Regions from separate parts of the Homo sapiens genome. Here region 2 is linked to region 1. Evidence: chromatin loops called from intact Hi-C (ENCODE). Cell type or tissue: mammary epithelial cell. All regions are shown on one strand.

What was found. A loop is a pair of places that touch in the nucleus more often than their neighbours do. Peaks named below come from ENCODE experiments on the same cell type or tissue, not always from the same donor. Only the 100,000 strongest peaks of a DNase experiment are listed, where the experiment ranks them.
Region 2: a loop joins it to region 1, with 5 times the contacts of the local background. A loop is called at or near these places in 2 of 110 quality-filtered maps.

Annotation. Positions count from the first base shown.
Region 1 is chr1:7,038,917-7,046,916 of GRCh38, forward strand. The region is part of intron 3 of CAMTA1 (calmodulin binding transcription activator 1); the gene reads left to right. Among named protein-coding and RNA genes, the nearest start is that of CAMTA1-AS3, 29 kb to the left of the region's middle. In mammary epithelial cell, a CTCF peak has its summit at 3,993 (motif pointing right); a DNase peak (open chromatin) is centred at 7,555.
Region 2 is chr1:7,114,150-7,122,149 of GRCh38, forward strand. All of the region lies in intron 4 of CAMTA1 (calmodulin binding transcription activator 1), which reads left to right. Among named protein-coding and RNA genes, the nearest start is that of CAMTA1-AS3, 100 kb to the left of the region's middle. In mammary epithelial cell, CTCF peaks have their summits at 3,453 (motif pointing left) and 6,900 (motif pointing left); a DNase peak (open chromatin) is centred at 3,722; H3K4me3 peaks cover 658 bases; H3K27ac peaks cover 1,501 bases.

The DNA.
Region 1 (8,000 bases):
GTAATCCCAGCTACTCAGGAGACTGAGGCAGGAGAATTGTTTCAACCTGGGAGGTGGAGGTTGCAGTGAGCCGAGATCCTGCCACTGCACTCCAGCCTGGGTGACAGAGCAAGACTCTGTCTCAAAAATAAAAAATAAAATAAAATAAATAAATAACAAAGATGTTTCTATATGCCAAGGGTCATAGCAAACCACTTCTGGTGGTAATTTGCTGGAACAGGGTTACTGAGCAATGTGACTTTTACTTTATGCTTTATATACTTCTGTGTGAATTACGCCATTTAATATACTGTTGGAGTGTGGCGTCATGGCTGCCACCTTCCCACTTTTCTTCCTCCTCCTCCTCCTCCCTTCTTTTTTACTATCATCATCATCAAACCTAGTTATACAAAGCTTTGCTTCCCTTGCAAAGCTACAAAATGCCCAGGCAACCCTTGTAATTCTTGAAGCACAGGGGACAGAAATGGAGCATTCTTTGGATTAGAGAGACTTGTGTTGTCCTTAATTAAGTCTGGGGTCCTTTCTGATACCTTGGTTTGAGGACTCTGAATTAAAATTAATAGCGCTTCCTTTCACATCTGAACCATTGTCCAAGAGCCTCCCTCATTTTAGTGAGATATTGAAAAACAAATGGAGATATTTGGAAGACGTGTAGGTATGTGGGGCGATTTATCTCAAGGGGCGTTCTATTCTGTGAAATGCTCGAAGCTAATTGGCATGTGGCTAATGGGAATCGCTTTAAAGTCTGAAACCAAAGTTCTAAAAGGCAGAAAGATGAGGCGCTTAGATTTGTTGCAATTAGGTATCCAAGCACCTAAACCCACTTGATAATTTTCTCTTCATTTCTGTGGGCTGTGGAGTGTGGGAGGAAAATGGGTAACCTATAGGGGAGTGGGAGTGTGAGTACAGACTTACATATAATTTACTTTCCTGGAAAGATATAGACAAGTCATTTCAATTGCCTTTTTTCTGGGGGCGTGTACCCTACAGATTCTGCTTGGAGTTGGTTGGAGTCCATTAGAAGTGGCAAAACATTTTTTTTTTTTTATGGAGGAATTCAGGAACTTTTAGAGCTTTGCAGTGCATATTTTAAAATATGTTAAGTGCTATCAGAAGGCTTGGATACTTCAATCTTCTTTAAATAAATGGATTTTACAATTGCAAAGTGGCGACTTTTCTTTTTTTGGGTGGCAACTCACCACAGCCCCACCTTTCAAGTGAAATTTTAGACACGCTAACTGTGATTTTTTTTTTTTTTTGGCTTTTAGCATTTTGGAATAAAGTCGAAAGTTTCAAAAGCTGCCAGCATATTTCAATTTAATCTGCTGCTGTGTTGTCTCTTGATAGCGTAATGCCAGGGCTACAGAGATGTTTTCACGATGTAAATAATTTGTGTACTGTAAGTTGTCTAAACACGGCATGCGTGTGATCCGGTGCAATCAGATTGCTTGGATATGGCTTTACGTGACGGACTGTAATGGTTGCTTCGGAGTCATTAGAGCCTAGTATGTAAATAATCCACATTTTAAAATTGTCTTAAATGTGCTTAGACAATGGATGAATGCCTCCTCTGGATTCATTAATTCCATCAAGAATTCACAGTTCACAGCACCTGAAGGCATCAGCCTGCTTCTTCCCAAATGAGCTCTTGGCACTGTCAGCTTGCCCGTCTCCCAGGTGTACCCGTAAGCAGGGAGTCAGGGGTCATCTTTTCACCTTGACATGTGCAAGGTCATGACCACAGCCAGGTACAATACAGAATAAAACCCTGACCTAGGACTTTCTGCCTTGGCCATGGATCTCCCTCTTTTTTTTTTTTTTTTTAAAGACAGAGTCTCACTCTGCGGTCCAGGCTGGCGTGTGCAATGGCGCGATCTTGGCTCACTGCAGCCTCTGCCTCCCTGGTTGAAGCGATTCCCCTGCCTCAGCCTCTCGAGTAGCTGGGACCACAGATGTGCACCACCATACCCAGCTAATCTTTGTTTTTAGTAGAGACTGGGTTTCACCATGTTGGCCAGGATGGTCTCGATCTCTTGACCTCATGATCTGCCCGCCTCAGCCTCCCAAAGTGCTGGGATTACAGGCATGAGCCATGGTGCCTGGCCCTCCCTCTGTTTTTTAAGACAGGTGCGTGTGGGCGCAGGAGGCGGAGGGCCCTTATGCTGCCCTGGCATTTTGGAGGAGCAGGGAAATGAGATAAAGCTGCAAAATGACTCCCTAAAAGTTGGCCCCAAGCCAGTGCGGGCGACGGTGTCAGCCACCCTTGGTTCATTTTCTACACGAGGCCCCACACGGCCCCGGAGCTGGAGCTTCTACCGAAGGGTTGCCCTCTGTCCCCTTCTCGGCTTCCTCTGCAGAGGGGCTCAGAGCCAGTCCAGTCAGACCTGCGAGGCCTGGGCTGTGGCTGCTGTGGCTTTGCCAGCATCTATTGTCTAAGAGGGCTGGGGAAGCTCACTGTTTGAAACACACACACACAACAGAACATAAATCAGAGGCAGAATCTTTTAACATTTACAGTTTTAAGTGAAATTCCTGTTGAGAGTCTCTTAAGCTAGATTTATATCTGATTTTGCATTGAACTGTGTCGTTATGTGGGGCTGAGAAACTCTTACGAAATTAAGCATAATGCGAAAACATGCTGAAAAGACAGTTCTGTAGAAATGTGAAACATTATTATGTTATAGAATATTGGAGTGAAGAAATACGCATAAAGGCACAATTACCATGGACATTTTCCTTTTAATGATCCTTGTACAATCCTTGGCAGAAAGGTTTGCTGACGTCTCCTCGTAGATAAAGGAAAATTGAGACGATATTGATATTCTACATCCGTTTTGAATTCCAAAGAATATCAGGAGAGCGAACCAGTCTGTCTTCATATTCAAAACAGCAAGGCCTAGACTATCTCGATACCTTGGGAGGATCTGTCATTAGTGTTTGGGGATTTGACTGAAGCCTCCACACTATGGACAGACCAAGTGGTGGCAATAATGTGTGCAGGGGTTAACGTCTGAATGCTCTGATCTGGAAGCTTCTAGAAGCTCCTAGAATGGGTTGAGGTTGTTGGATGCTTGTCCCTGGAGAGTTTTTAGGGTTTAAAGCATCTGTCTAGAATGTCTTGAGAGTGTCCTTGGGGATAGGGTGATAGAGGTGCTTGCTTGTGCTAAGGTTTGTTCCAGGATACCCTGTTCAGCTTTGTTTTCCACAGGAGAATTCCCCTCCTCCAGCCTCTGACTTCTGCTGCCCTGGCTTAGGGCTAAGGGGATATTGATCATGGCCCCTGGGATTTTATCTTTCCTTTCAGTCTCCAGAATGACTCCCAAAGCAGATGCTGCTTCTCTTGCCTCCTCGTCCCCCTTCCCTGGGCTGCCCTGGCACCATAGCCTGGGTACCCAGTGTACCATGGAGTGTGGGCAGAAACGCTGTTTCTTCCTCTTGTTCCTGGCCGACCTTCTTCTCTTGGCTGGGACTTGTGATTCCAGTGGGGGGAAAGGAGCCCAGTTTCCCTGCCTCTCCCTGTTCAGCCCTGGAGCAGCTGGAGCAGGGCTGGTGGTGGCGCTGAGATCGCAAGCCTTCCAGAAACCCTTCCTCCCCCTGAGCTCATGGCAGGTCCCCTGGCAGGGGGAAAGCTTTTGCTAAAAACCTCCCTGAGCCCGTGCCCTCTAAGCCTGGCATTGAGATGCCACCAGCTGGTCGGGGGAGGGGGAGCAGCAGCCGAGATGCCGCCCCAGGTTGGAGCGCGGAGGCCTTTCGCATTTGCTCTGGAAGCATCATCTGAGAAGCCCTAGCGGGTTTTGCTCAGGGTCAGGTGACAGCCAGTCTCCTCCCTTCAGTAGGGCTGGCAGCAGCTCCCGACTCACAGTTCCTTCTCTTCTGCTCTTCTCAGAACCTCTTAAAGGACCTCTAGGCGTTTGTTACCTAGAGTTGCTTGAAATTAAGCTATTTAATTCTAATTTGGCTGTGCAATATCTGATTCTTGACCACCAGAGGTCACTGTAATAAGGTAGAAAGCAGGTGTTTCTGAGAGTCTTCAATGTGTGGTTGCCTCAAGAAAACAAAATGAAATCAACCAAACCACCCCCCAAGTTTCTTCACTGGCCTGGGTGTGCTGCAGTGTGCTCTGGGGCATGGACACGCAGCCCCAGCTTTCTCACTTGTGGAAGGTCTGCCCAGCTGTGGAGCCTGGCAGGACGGGACAGGTGGCCACTTAGGGAACATTTGACTGCCAAGGCCGCTGGCACAGGCCTCTGGGCAGGCTTGCTTTCATAGGATGGTGGGTGCATCGGGGCCTCACTCAGAGGCAGGGGCCCTCCTCTTTCCCCCACCCTACGCTCACCCTGAGCTGCATTCTCAAAGTCCATTTCTGGCAGCAACCTGGGGTTAGATTTTCTTAGGTTAATTAGGCTTGTCTGCCTTACCTTTCTGTGTGTGCACTTGAGTGTGTGCATGTCTCTGTGTGTGTGTGTGTGCACGTGCCTGCTCCGTCAGGTGGGGTCAGTAATAGTGCTGTCCACCTACAGCTATTTGGTGTTAAAAGGAGATGGTGCATGATGTCGGGTGCTTAAAAGCACAGGGCTTGTTTTCCAGCTAGTGTCCGGGAAATGTGAGCCATCAAAATTCTCATCCAGAGGCTCGGCGGAAAACATTTACCCCGTTGCAGAATGGCTTCGACTCTTTCTCAGACCCACCCTTCCTGTCCTCTTTGGTTGGTCATCTTCCTTATATGGTGACGTTTTTCAGTAGAACGTAAGAAACGCCTGCCTTTATTAGCAGTGGCTCCTGAAGGTTGGTTCCAGGGAAGCTGTTTTCGTCTTCGGTGGGTGGCTCACGGGAGAACATTAGGGCCTTGGGGGTGCAGTTTGGCAGGCTTTGCATTTAGCAAATACTCGGGCCCTCAGGCTAGAGCTTTTGTGAGACTGCTCACGCACTGGTTTCTCTTCCAGCTCTAAATCCCCGAGTTGCCGGAACACAGAGAAATTAGAGATGCATGTGATCTCCGCAGGGGGCCAGGCAGCCAGGGGAGAGGGTGGTTCTGGATGCAGGAGCTCACATTCCTCACTGGGAACATTTGGAGGATATAGGTCTAGGGGAGGGTGACTGTATTACCTGGATCCTCCAGAGGGCCATTAGGGCTGCCAGCGGAGGTCAGGAGCAGTGATCTACGGGAGATGCTGCCGCCATCCCCTTCAGTGGGAATTTCTCCTGGATGTCTCTGCAGAAGGCACGTGGGTGTCACATATGCACACACATGCATGCACAGCGCATGGCTGGGGCTGCAGAGCAGGCGCCCCAGTGTCATGGACCCTGTGGCCACAGCTGCTGGGCCTGTTCACACACGGTTGGGACTGGCCAAGGGTCTCACCCAGACTAGACGGGAATGGGGGAGACCCAGAGAGACGCAGAGCAGTGCCGCTGGGGACCCCGGGGACTCAGAGCAGTGCCGCTGGGGACCCTGGGGACTCACAGCAGTACTGCTGGGGACGCCGAGGACGCAGAGCCGTGCCACTGGGGACCCCGGGAAAGCAGGGCAGTGCCACTGGGACCCAGATCATGCCCCTCTGCATGTAACCGATGGCACAAACACCAGGCCTTCAGCAGGGCCATAAGCATCTGAGGCTAGGAAGGCACATGCGTGATTAGCAGATGGGTGATGGGGCCTCTAGCGGGCAGATTCTGTGGTGGCGCTGAAACAGGAGACGTCCTCTCCGACCTTGGAGACCTGGCATTTGGAGCCTGAATGAGCCAGAGACAGGAAGCCTGTCCCTCCCCTCTCTGGGCGACCTTCCGAGGAGGCATCAGCTCTTCCCTTGCTTTGGGGAGGGAACTTACCCTGCGTGCAGTCCTCCTGCCCCCCTGCCTGGCGCATCTTTCCCCCTCACGTCCTCTCCCCCACTCCCTCCTCTTCCCGCCTGTGGTTTTCTTTCCCATTCCTGTCTGCCAGCAGTGCCTCCTCTCCCCATTAACATCCCGCCATTTTGATTAAAAAAAAAAATCCCCCAAAATAAAAACTCATACTTGTTTCTATGGGCTTCCTATGTTTCTTTGGAAGCAGCCTCTTCATAAACCCAGTGAATAAATCTCTTCAATTGTTGAGACTCCTGTAAGAGAGTCTGGTGAAGTATAGCTTGTACCTGAACACTGCGCAAATGAGTCTATCCTGTTTTTAATCATGGGCCAGAACTAAGCTAATGTTTTATGTGCTTCTCTTTTAAAATCCTCCTAAGGACCCCGAGAAGCCAGCACTAATATCATCCCCACGTTTTAGACGCAAAGCAGTTCAAAGTGTTTAAAAGATAACTTGGTGGTGGTCACCCAGCGAAAGGTGGCAGAACCCAAAAGCTTGCTCCTTATCCACTGTGACTTGGCCTCCAGGGATGAGACCAACCTCTCCTGGAAGGGCATTGCTGTTGCTAGCCACACCTGCCCGTCTGGCCCCCTCCTGCTGTAGTTGGAAGCATCTTTCCTGTTCATTCTGTCCTCAGCTGAAATAGCAAACAGCTGGTCACCATCCGGCACCAAATACCCCCAATACCTGAGACTGCATGTCTGACTAGTCATTAATTTGTACCCCCCAGCAGGCCAACCTCAAACTCTTTAAACTTTATATATATCTACATTTGAAAGATTATTTTTATTCCATTAGAGCCGTTACATCCTTATTGTAGATGCCCTTAGCAAGAAGGGTTTCTGGAAGGGGAGGCCCTAGAAGGTGACTATCGGTACTGAATCCTGGTTCTTTTGATTCCAGATATGAAATTGGCTTTTAGAGCACATTGTGCTGATTAAGCCCAAATAACACCACATGAGTAGATTTTAAAAGTCTCCTCTTGAAGACGTCCTCTAGCATCTGTTGTTGGATTGTGTGGCTGATACGGGCTTGGAGTTAAGCACATCCTTCCTCGATACTAGTTCTCTCTTTCCATTAAAAAATGCAAATGCAGAGGCCTCGAATGTGCCCGATTTAGATGTTTTGATATGGAAAGGTAATGTTAATAAGGGCATTTGGCAGTGATGCACTGAAGAAAATAAAACAGACGCATGGTTTAGGTTCTGCTGTTCCTTCCCAAACTGCTTTTCCAGGCATCCAAAACCCAGCTCTTCTGAAAGGGCCTGGGATTCTCCAGTGGGTGCCTTGGTTGGGAGGGGACCCCTTCATGAGAATCTCCCTCTTCTCTGACCTCTCTCAGTAGAAGTGCACAGAAAGTCTGATCTCAGATCTGCCTCTGCATATTAATAGCAATATTATGTTTAAATTGAAAATTTCATTTTTCCTGCCTGGTGTGCAGGCAAATAATTGAGACCTAATTTACTTTATTTAATAAGCTAGTAGCCAATGTAGTTAAGCCCACACTGATAAAAACTTGGAGGGCATTTGTTGACAACCTCCCACATTTTTCTGGCTGGCTTGGTTGGACCTGGAACAGCAGGAGGCCAGGATACCAGAGCCTCCCAAGTCCCAGAGAACTCCCAAAGGGTCTCCCAGCTGCCGGAGGCTTCCAGAGGGAGGGAGTGCCACATGGGAGCTGTCCGTGGTTCTTGTGGCTGAAATTGGCAGGGCTCCATGGTGCTCACTGGCAAGGGCTGCAGCAGCCTGGGGCTGCCGTCTGTGTTCCATCCCGGATGCAGCTGATGTGCTCACTCTGCAGACATTTCTTAGTGCCTAACTCTGCTGGCCAGGTGAACAAGGCCCTGTTTTTCCCTTGAAGATCTCATGGTTCAGTGGGAGAGACAGTGGGAGAGAGGAGAAAGTGACTAACTCCACTTAGGAATGTGTGTGGTTTAGGGGCAAGAGTGTGAGTTTTGGACTCATGTTCTTAAATGCTGACCTCAATAAATATGTTTAAATTCTTTGAGCCTTGATTTTTCTTATCTGTAAAAATGCAAGTACAGATAGTAGAGCTTTTCTTCCAGCTTGTTAAAAGGAGAAACTATAAAACCTAATGTGAAATGCTGCCATGGAGCAGTGACCATCACAACTGCTGCCGGAGTAGACATGGGAG
Region 2 (8,000 bases), 75 kb after region 1:
CAAGGCCCTGAGCTGCTGCCCTCAGAGTTATGTCTAGTGGGGGCCTCAGACACCCAGACCCAGTGGCAGCAGTGGGAGGGAAGGCACCACTGCTGTGACCCAGGGTACCCTGTATTAGTCAGGGTTCTCTGGAGAAACAGAACCAACGTGTGCCTCTGTGTGTGTGTGTATGTGTGTGTGTACATACATATACATAGACCACGGGTGTCCAATCTTTTGGCTTCCCTGGGCCACACTGGAAGAAGAAGAACTGTCTTGGGCCACACATAAAATAGTCTAACACTAGTTGATAAGCCAGAAAAAACAAAAAAAAGAGAATCACAAAAAAACTCATAATGTTTTAAGAAAGTTTATGAATTTGTGTTGGGCTGCATTCAAAGCCGTCCTGGGCTGCATGTGGCCTGTGGGCTGTGGGTTGGACAAGCTTGACATAGGCAAAGAGATTTTTTATAAGAAATTGGCTCCTGTGATTATGGAGGCCAAATAATCCCAAAATCTGCAGTCAGCAAGGTGGAGACCCAGGAGAGCTGATGGTGGTGTTCCAGTGTGAGTCCAAAAACCTGAGACCCAGGAGAGCTGATGGTGGTGTTCCAGTCTGAGTCCGAAAACCTGAGACCCAGGAGAGCTGATGGTGGTGTTCCAGTGTGAGTCCGAAAACCTGAGACCCAGGAGAGCTGATGGTGGTGTTCCAGTGTGAGTCCGAAAACCTGAGACCCAGGAGAGCTGATGGTGGTGTTCCAGTGTGAGTCCGAAAACCTGAGACCCAGGAGAGCTGATGGTGGTGTTCCAGTGTGAGTCCGAAAACCTGAGACCCAGGAGAGCTGATGGTGGTGTTCCAGTGTGAGTCCGAAAACCTGAGACCCAGGAGAGCTGATGGTGGTGTTCCAGTGTGAGTCCGAAAACCTGAGACCCAGGAGAGCTGATGGTGGTGTTCCAGTGTGAGTCCGAAAACCTGAGACCCAGGAGAGCTGATGGTGGTGTTCCAGTGTGAGTCCGAAAACCTGAGACCCAGGAGAGCTGATGGTGGTGTTCCAGTGTGAGTCCGAAAACCTGAGACCCAGGAGAGCTGATGGTGGTGTTCCAGTGTGAGTCCGAAAACCTGAGACCCAGGAGAGCTGATGGTGGTGTTCCAGTGTGAGTCCGAAAACCTGAGACCCAGGAGAGCTGATGGTGGTGTTCCAGTGTGAGTCCGAAAACCTGAGACCCAGGAGAGCTGATGGTGGTGTTCCAGTGTGAGTCCGAAAACCTGAGACCCAGGAGAGCTGATGGTGGTGTTCCAGTGTGAGTCCGAAAACCTGAGACCCAGGAGAGCTGATGGTGGTGTTCCAGTGTGAGTCCGAAAACCTGAGACCCAGGAGAGCTGATGGTGGTGTTCCAGTGTGAGTCCGAAAAATCTAAGAACCAGGAGAGCTGATGATGTTGTTCCAGTCTGAATCTGAAAGCCTGAGACCCAGGAGAGCTGATGATGTTGTTCCAGTCTGAATCTGAAAGCCTGAGACCCAGGAGAGCTGATGATGTTGTTCCAGTCTGAATCTGAAAGCCTGAGACCCAGGAGAGCTGATGGTGTTGTTCCAGTCTGAAAACCAGCAGGCTTGAGACCCAGAAAGAGTCAAGTTTAGTCTGACTTCAGAGGCCAGAAAAGACTCACGTCCCCATGCAAGGCAGTCAAGCAGGAGGGCATCTTCTCACTCATGGGAGGGGCAGCTTTTGCTTTTATTTGTTCTATTCAGGTCTCCAGCTGATTGGATGGGCACATGAGGAGGGCAACCTTCTTTACTCACTCTGCTGATTCAAATGTTAATCTCATTTAGAAGCACCCTCATCCACACATCCAGAATCATGTTTGGCCAATATCCAAATACTTCGTGGCCCAGTTAGATTGACACATAACATTTTACCCCTCACATAAGATGACCCCTCATGTAACATCAACCCTCATGCCCTCCTGAGTCTGCAAGCCTCTCTCCTTATTAACTTTATGGGTTTTCCCTGTCTTTCCTCCTTGCCTTCTACCCCATGCCTTCAACCACCATCTCTTGACGGGTAACCTCCAGTTCTTCACCACTGACTCAGCTAGGTTGAGTCATTAATCAGTTAATTTTAAAAAATCACTTAAAGTAGGGAATTGTACTTGTAGGTACATAAGTTAAAAATTTAACTTAAAACCTATAAGTGAGTATGGACTTACCAATCTTTCGAGGCAGGGCAAGGTTTTCTTGGTTTTCCTTAGTGTGGCCTGCTGTTTGTGGGTGAGTTCTGTCTCTTTTCACAGATCACCTTGTAAGACCTTGCCTACAACTTCTCATTTAGATTTCTTCAACATGGAGGGGCAACTTATGGACACACTGGTGAAGCAATCAGAGAATAGAATCCTTCTAGAGTTTTATGAACCATCCCCCCCAATATTTTACAGCTGAATCCACCCACTTTAATTTCATAGCATTCCTTAAGCAACTCACTTTGAGTCTTGCTAAGTATTTGACTTAGTTTTCTTTTCTTTCTTTCTTTTTTTTTTTTTTATGGAGTCTCTCTCTGTCTCCCAGGCTGGAGTGCAGTGGCACGATCTCGGCTCACTGCAAGCTCCGCCTTCCGGGTTCACGCCATTCTTCTGCCTCAGCCTCCCGAGTAGCTGGGACTACAGGCGCCTGCCACCACGCCTGGCTAATTTTTTTTTTTGTATTTTTAGTAGAGACGGGGTTTCACCGTGTTAGCCAGGATGGTCTCGATCTCCTGACCTCGTGATCCACCCGCCTCGGCCTCCCAAAGTGCTGGGATTACAGGCTTGAGCCACTGCGCCCGGCCAACTTAGTTTTCATAGAAATAACTACTTTTTTTTTTGACAGAGTTTTGCTCTTGTTGCCCAGGCTGGAGTGCAGTGGCACAGTCTCGGCTCACTGCATCCTCCACCTCCCAGGTTCAAGTGATCTCCTCCTGCCTCAGCCTCCCAAGTAGCTGGGATTACAGGCGCCCGCCACCATACCCAGCTAATTTTTGTATTTTTAGTACAGATGGGGTTTCGCCATGTTGGCCAGGCTGGTCTTGAACTCCTGACCTCAGGTGATCCGCCCGCCTCAGCCTCCCAAAGTGCCGGGATTACAGGTGTGAGCCACCACACCTGGCCTATCTTTCTTTTTATACTCACATTTCACTATTTTCTATATTTTTTATGTAATTACAATAAAGAGTACAGCCAGCACAGCACGTTTGGGGATAAACAGAGCTGATTCTCAGTACACATAGAACTCAATTGATGAAGCAAGAAGTGCATGGCAGCCTGGAGAGTAATGAGCACCTGTGGCCCGTGTGCTGGTGAATGCTCAGTGGTGGGGAGAAGGGTTGCTATGTCCTAGCACTTACCAGTTTCCATGGGGTAACCACTCCTGCCATGGATGACTTCCAGTTACCAGTGATTAAATAACCTAACTGGCTCAAAACCCTGAACGTTTAATAACTGGCTCCCCCCTAGTGGGCACGGGTGACTCTAGCACACCACTGCCTACTGCCTTCCAGTGTTGAGCAGAGGACGGCCTCTGGCGCTGGCTTATGCAACTCCTTAAAGACCAGTTAAGGGAGTGTCTAAAAATCAGCATATCTCAGCCATAATTGGTCTTCACTCAGCCACCAGCTCCTCCTCCTTTGTGTTTCTAATTCCTGCTCCCTGGGGATGGCGGACTCTCTCGCTTCTTCCAGCCAATTCCCGTTCTGCTGTGGTCATCCTGCTGTCCCTACCAGGCCTGCCCACTCAGGCAGCCCTTTTAACTCTCCTGGCTTTTTATTCTTCCTACAGAACTCCTCTGTTCTGTGTCCCAGCCCTTTCGGGACCCACTAGGCTTTTGGCTGACTAATTTAATCAGCATTTTCAGCCGAGGTGTTGGCTTACAAAGGCTTCATTACCTCCAAGCCTGGAGGACAGGCTGACTCATGTGGGCGGTTTGGGTCTCAGAGCATCCGTCGCTCAAATCCTCATGCCTGTGGTTGTCTCTATTGATGGGTACAGCCAGCTCTGATTGCTGGGAAAATAGTTTCTAGATCCAGCCACTGTTCTTCTTGTCACCTGAGGGCATTGCCTGATGGAGGGACTCTAGAGTTGGGAGTACAGGAGTGGCAGGGGTCAGAGTGGGACTGCAGATTCTTGGCATCCTTTTTTTTTTTTTTTTTTTTGAGACAGGGTCTTGCTCTGCCACCCAGGCTGGAGTGCAGTGGTGCAGTCTTGGCTCACTGCAACCTCGATCTCCTGGGCTCAAGTGAGTCTCTCACTTCAGCCTCCTGAGTAGCTGGGACCACAGGAGTACATCACCATGCCTGGCTAATTAAAAAAAAAATTTTTTTTTGGAGAGTTGGGGTCTTCATGTGTTCCCCAGGCTGTTGGCATCCCACAAGAGTGGGATGGCTGTTGGCTAGTACCATTCTGACGCACAGCAGAGAAGTTTGTCTGAGCTTTGATGCTTTTGATTCTACTCAAAAGGTGGTTTTTGGAGTCAGAAATGTTTATGACTGTGTCTCTACACATCGTTTGAAATTTTTTATTGTTAAAAAATGTGTGTCCCGGTGCGCTAGATGAATAGCAGCCTGTTTGCTTTTGCAAACATACACTCCACACCCTGAGTGGGGAATATGGTTTGGTGGCACCAGAACCATTTGTGTGTCAGGGACTGAGGCAGGAGACCTTGATGGAAGGGAGGGAAACACAACGGGAACCTTGCCATTGAGAGGCTCCGAATACAAACCCATTTGTATAACAAGCTGTGTTTGTCAGAAGACGAGCTGACTTCAGAAGCTGATTTTTATGCTGAAGAGTAGCGTGCGGCATGTGTAATGAACAGAGTTTATCTTTGTGTGGGATGAGAAATAATTTGCTAAGCCAGTAACTCCTGTATTTCCCGGATACCCGTGCAGTTCACATGCAGCCTGGGGTCTGGAGAGCAGGAATCGCCTTAATTCACAGAGCTCTCCAAGGACCCCTGATGTCAGTTCAGATTTCAGAAATTAAAGGATTAAATGCTTTCTGTGTTCTCTGAAGACTTGCTAGCACTTGATCTGTTTCATTAAAACGACTCCTTTGGTGCAGTCTCTCCCCAAAACCAATCAAGAGCCACTGCGGCACTGCTGAAACCCCACCTTTCTGTCCAGCTGTTGTCTAAGCCCGAACCCAGATGAACACCAGTGCAGAGGGTGTTGGAGAATCCTCAAGAGGTCAACATGAGTATTGTATTAAACATGAGAGACACAAACCACAGGGCTCCTAACCTCCCCATACCCCTCCTCTTGCCGAAACTAATATAATCCCTGGAAAGGACAGCAGTGAACAGCGGGGGGCATCATTTTTATTTCTGTCCTGCCAAATCGGAGTTCTGGATAGTTAACATGGAAGAACCCCTGAGCCGAAAACATACAGAAGAATGCTTGTTATTGGCAAGAAATCCTGTTGTTATTAAGTTACTCTGCGATCTCTCTTCTGGGCTAATTGGTGGGTAGAGTGGGCAGGATGAGGAAGAGGGCTTAGGAGAGGCCTCTTGATGCCAGACTAGACAAGACTGAATTTCTACCTTTGGAGAATCAGGGCATCTGATATAACAATACAACAGTAACAAAGGATTCAGCTGCTGTTAATGGGAGACTTCCTTGCAGACTTTCTCACCTGGGGTTTCATAAGAGAATTAAGCCGTACAGAAAATGATGTGCGTGGCCTTTTCTCAGTCCTTCTGAGGATGGTGCATAGCTAGTACCATTCTGATGCACAGCAGAGAAGTTAGTTTGTCACCATGGATACCTGTGGGCCAAGTTAGGGCTGAACTCCCCCAAGGAACCCTCATGAGAACCTTTCGACCAACTGTCACATTTAATCCTTACAACCACCCCGAGATAGGTATAATTATTATCACCATTCTACAGATGAGGAAACCGAGGCTGAGTAACTGGCTCAAGATCACACAGATGGCAAATGGAGGAATGAGGACCAGAACTCAGATCTGTCTAACTTGGTGTTAGTTATCTGTTCCTCTGTAACAAATTACCCCACACTGAGTGGCATAACACAACACATGATCCTTATCTCACAGTTTCTGAGGGTCAGGAACCCAGGCCTGGCTTAGCTGTGTTCTCTGCTTCAATGTCCCTCATGAAGCTGCAGTCAAAGTGTCAGTTGAGGCTACGGTCTCATAGGAAGGCTTGGCTAAGGCAGGACTGGTGTCCAAGCTCACATAGGCCTGGCAGGGTTCAATTCCTCACAGGTTGTTGGACAGGGGCCTCAGTTCCGTGCTGGCTGTGGGTGGAGACCACCTTTAGTTCCTGGACATGTGGGCCCTTCAAGGTGGCTGCTTGCTTCATCAGAGCCAGCAGGGGAGAGAGAGCCTGCTAGCAAGATGGACGTTCCTGCTGGCCGTATGTGAACAAATCACAGAAGTACTATCCCATTGCCTTTGCCGTTCTGTTGGTGAGAAGCAAAGCTCACATTCTGCCCACATTTGGGGGCCAAGGGACTGCACCAGGGTATGGAGCCCAAGAGGTAGGGATAACGCAGGGGGGATCTTAGGCTCTCCCCACCACAGATCCCAAAGCCCATGCTCAGGCCTTGCTGCCTCCCTTTGTGGAGTAGGAAAGACCCAACTGGATGATGATTCAAGGATCCTCCCTATGGGTCAAGAGGTTTAATCGCACTGCCTGCTTTGAGGTGATACAGTTTTCATTGTCTGCTACATCTCTGATGTTATCAGGGATGGAATTAAAATCTCAGAGCCACACTTGTGATTAAGGTATCATTAATCATTTCATAAAGTTATCTTTCAAAGAGAGTCGGCCTTCAGCAGAGATGTCAGGGCCAGGGTTGTTTTGCAGAAGTGCTCTCACTTGTGGCAACTAAGAAGAGCCAGCAATTCTGCCAGTGGTATCTAGCCTCTGTACTGCCTCCTAGGGGCCTGGTGGCCACAAATGGAGGAAAATAAAATCTTCCAAGAGAAGCTGCATCAACCACATTACCTGGAGGATCGAATATGGCATGAAGCAGAGCTCTGTGTGCATTTCTGGCCACCAAGTGACCCTGGCTTTTTGCCAGGGCTGGCCGAGGACTGGGTTTAAATGGAAAGGAACATGAGCTATGTGTGTAACTGAAAGAACATGAGCTATGTGTGTAATTGAAAGGCCCCGTGGGATCCCAGTAGGGCATTCTGATGGGTGCTATAGACAGTCATAAAAAATAAGTTACAATTTCCGATACACAATGGGTGGATAAGATGGATCAAATCAAACTCTAATGTGGTCATAAGTGAGATGTTCCAGTGAAGGGAATGTTCTGGTTGCTAGAGAACAGCCACACACTTTCCCACAGAAATGGTCAGTCACAAAAGAACTGGAGAACTCTTGCGGTCATGGGTGAAGTGCATGGAGGCACACATAACAGGAGAGCTGTGATAACTGACCATTACTGCACTTTTCTCAGATAATTCAGTAGGCACTGATGGGCTATGGGGAGGTCAGATCACCTCAGTGCCCAGGGGGTCTCTGGAAAGAACAAGGCAGGGTTCTGCTCTTCCACTGTGCCTGCTGAGGTAGGGTACACAGCCCGAGACGGGAGCTGGCACGGCGAGTTCTGGCAGCCCTCCAGAGCATTCCCTAGACTTGGCTGTTGGTGCTGAGGCCTGGCTGGGGACCCACAGTGGAGCAGGGAGAGCCGCGAGGGGGGTGCCACGTGGCTCTTTGGGAGTGACTCTGTGTCCTGAGTCTTATGGGCATCTGGCAGGGTGAGAGGCTGGGTTCTAGGGGAGGGCACTGCCTTTGACCCTCTTCCTCTCTCTGATGTCACCTTCTCCTTGGGGCTCCTATGGCTTGTCAGTCACTCCCCCTGGCTCCTCATCCCTCAGGGCATAGGAAAGGCCCTTGGGAATGCCGGCCTGCAGAGCAGGGATGGGCTTGAGGCTGTTTCCGGGAAAGGCCATGGAGTGTTCTGGGCTCTGTGAGTGTCCGAGGGGAAGCTGGTGGTACTGTGCACGCTCCTCTCGCCCTCC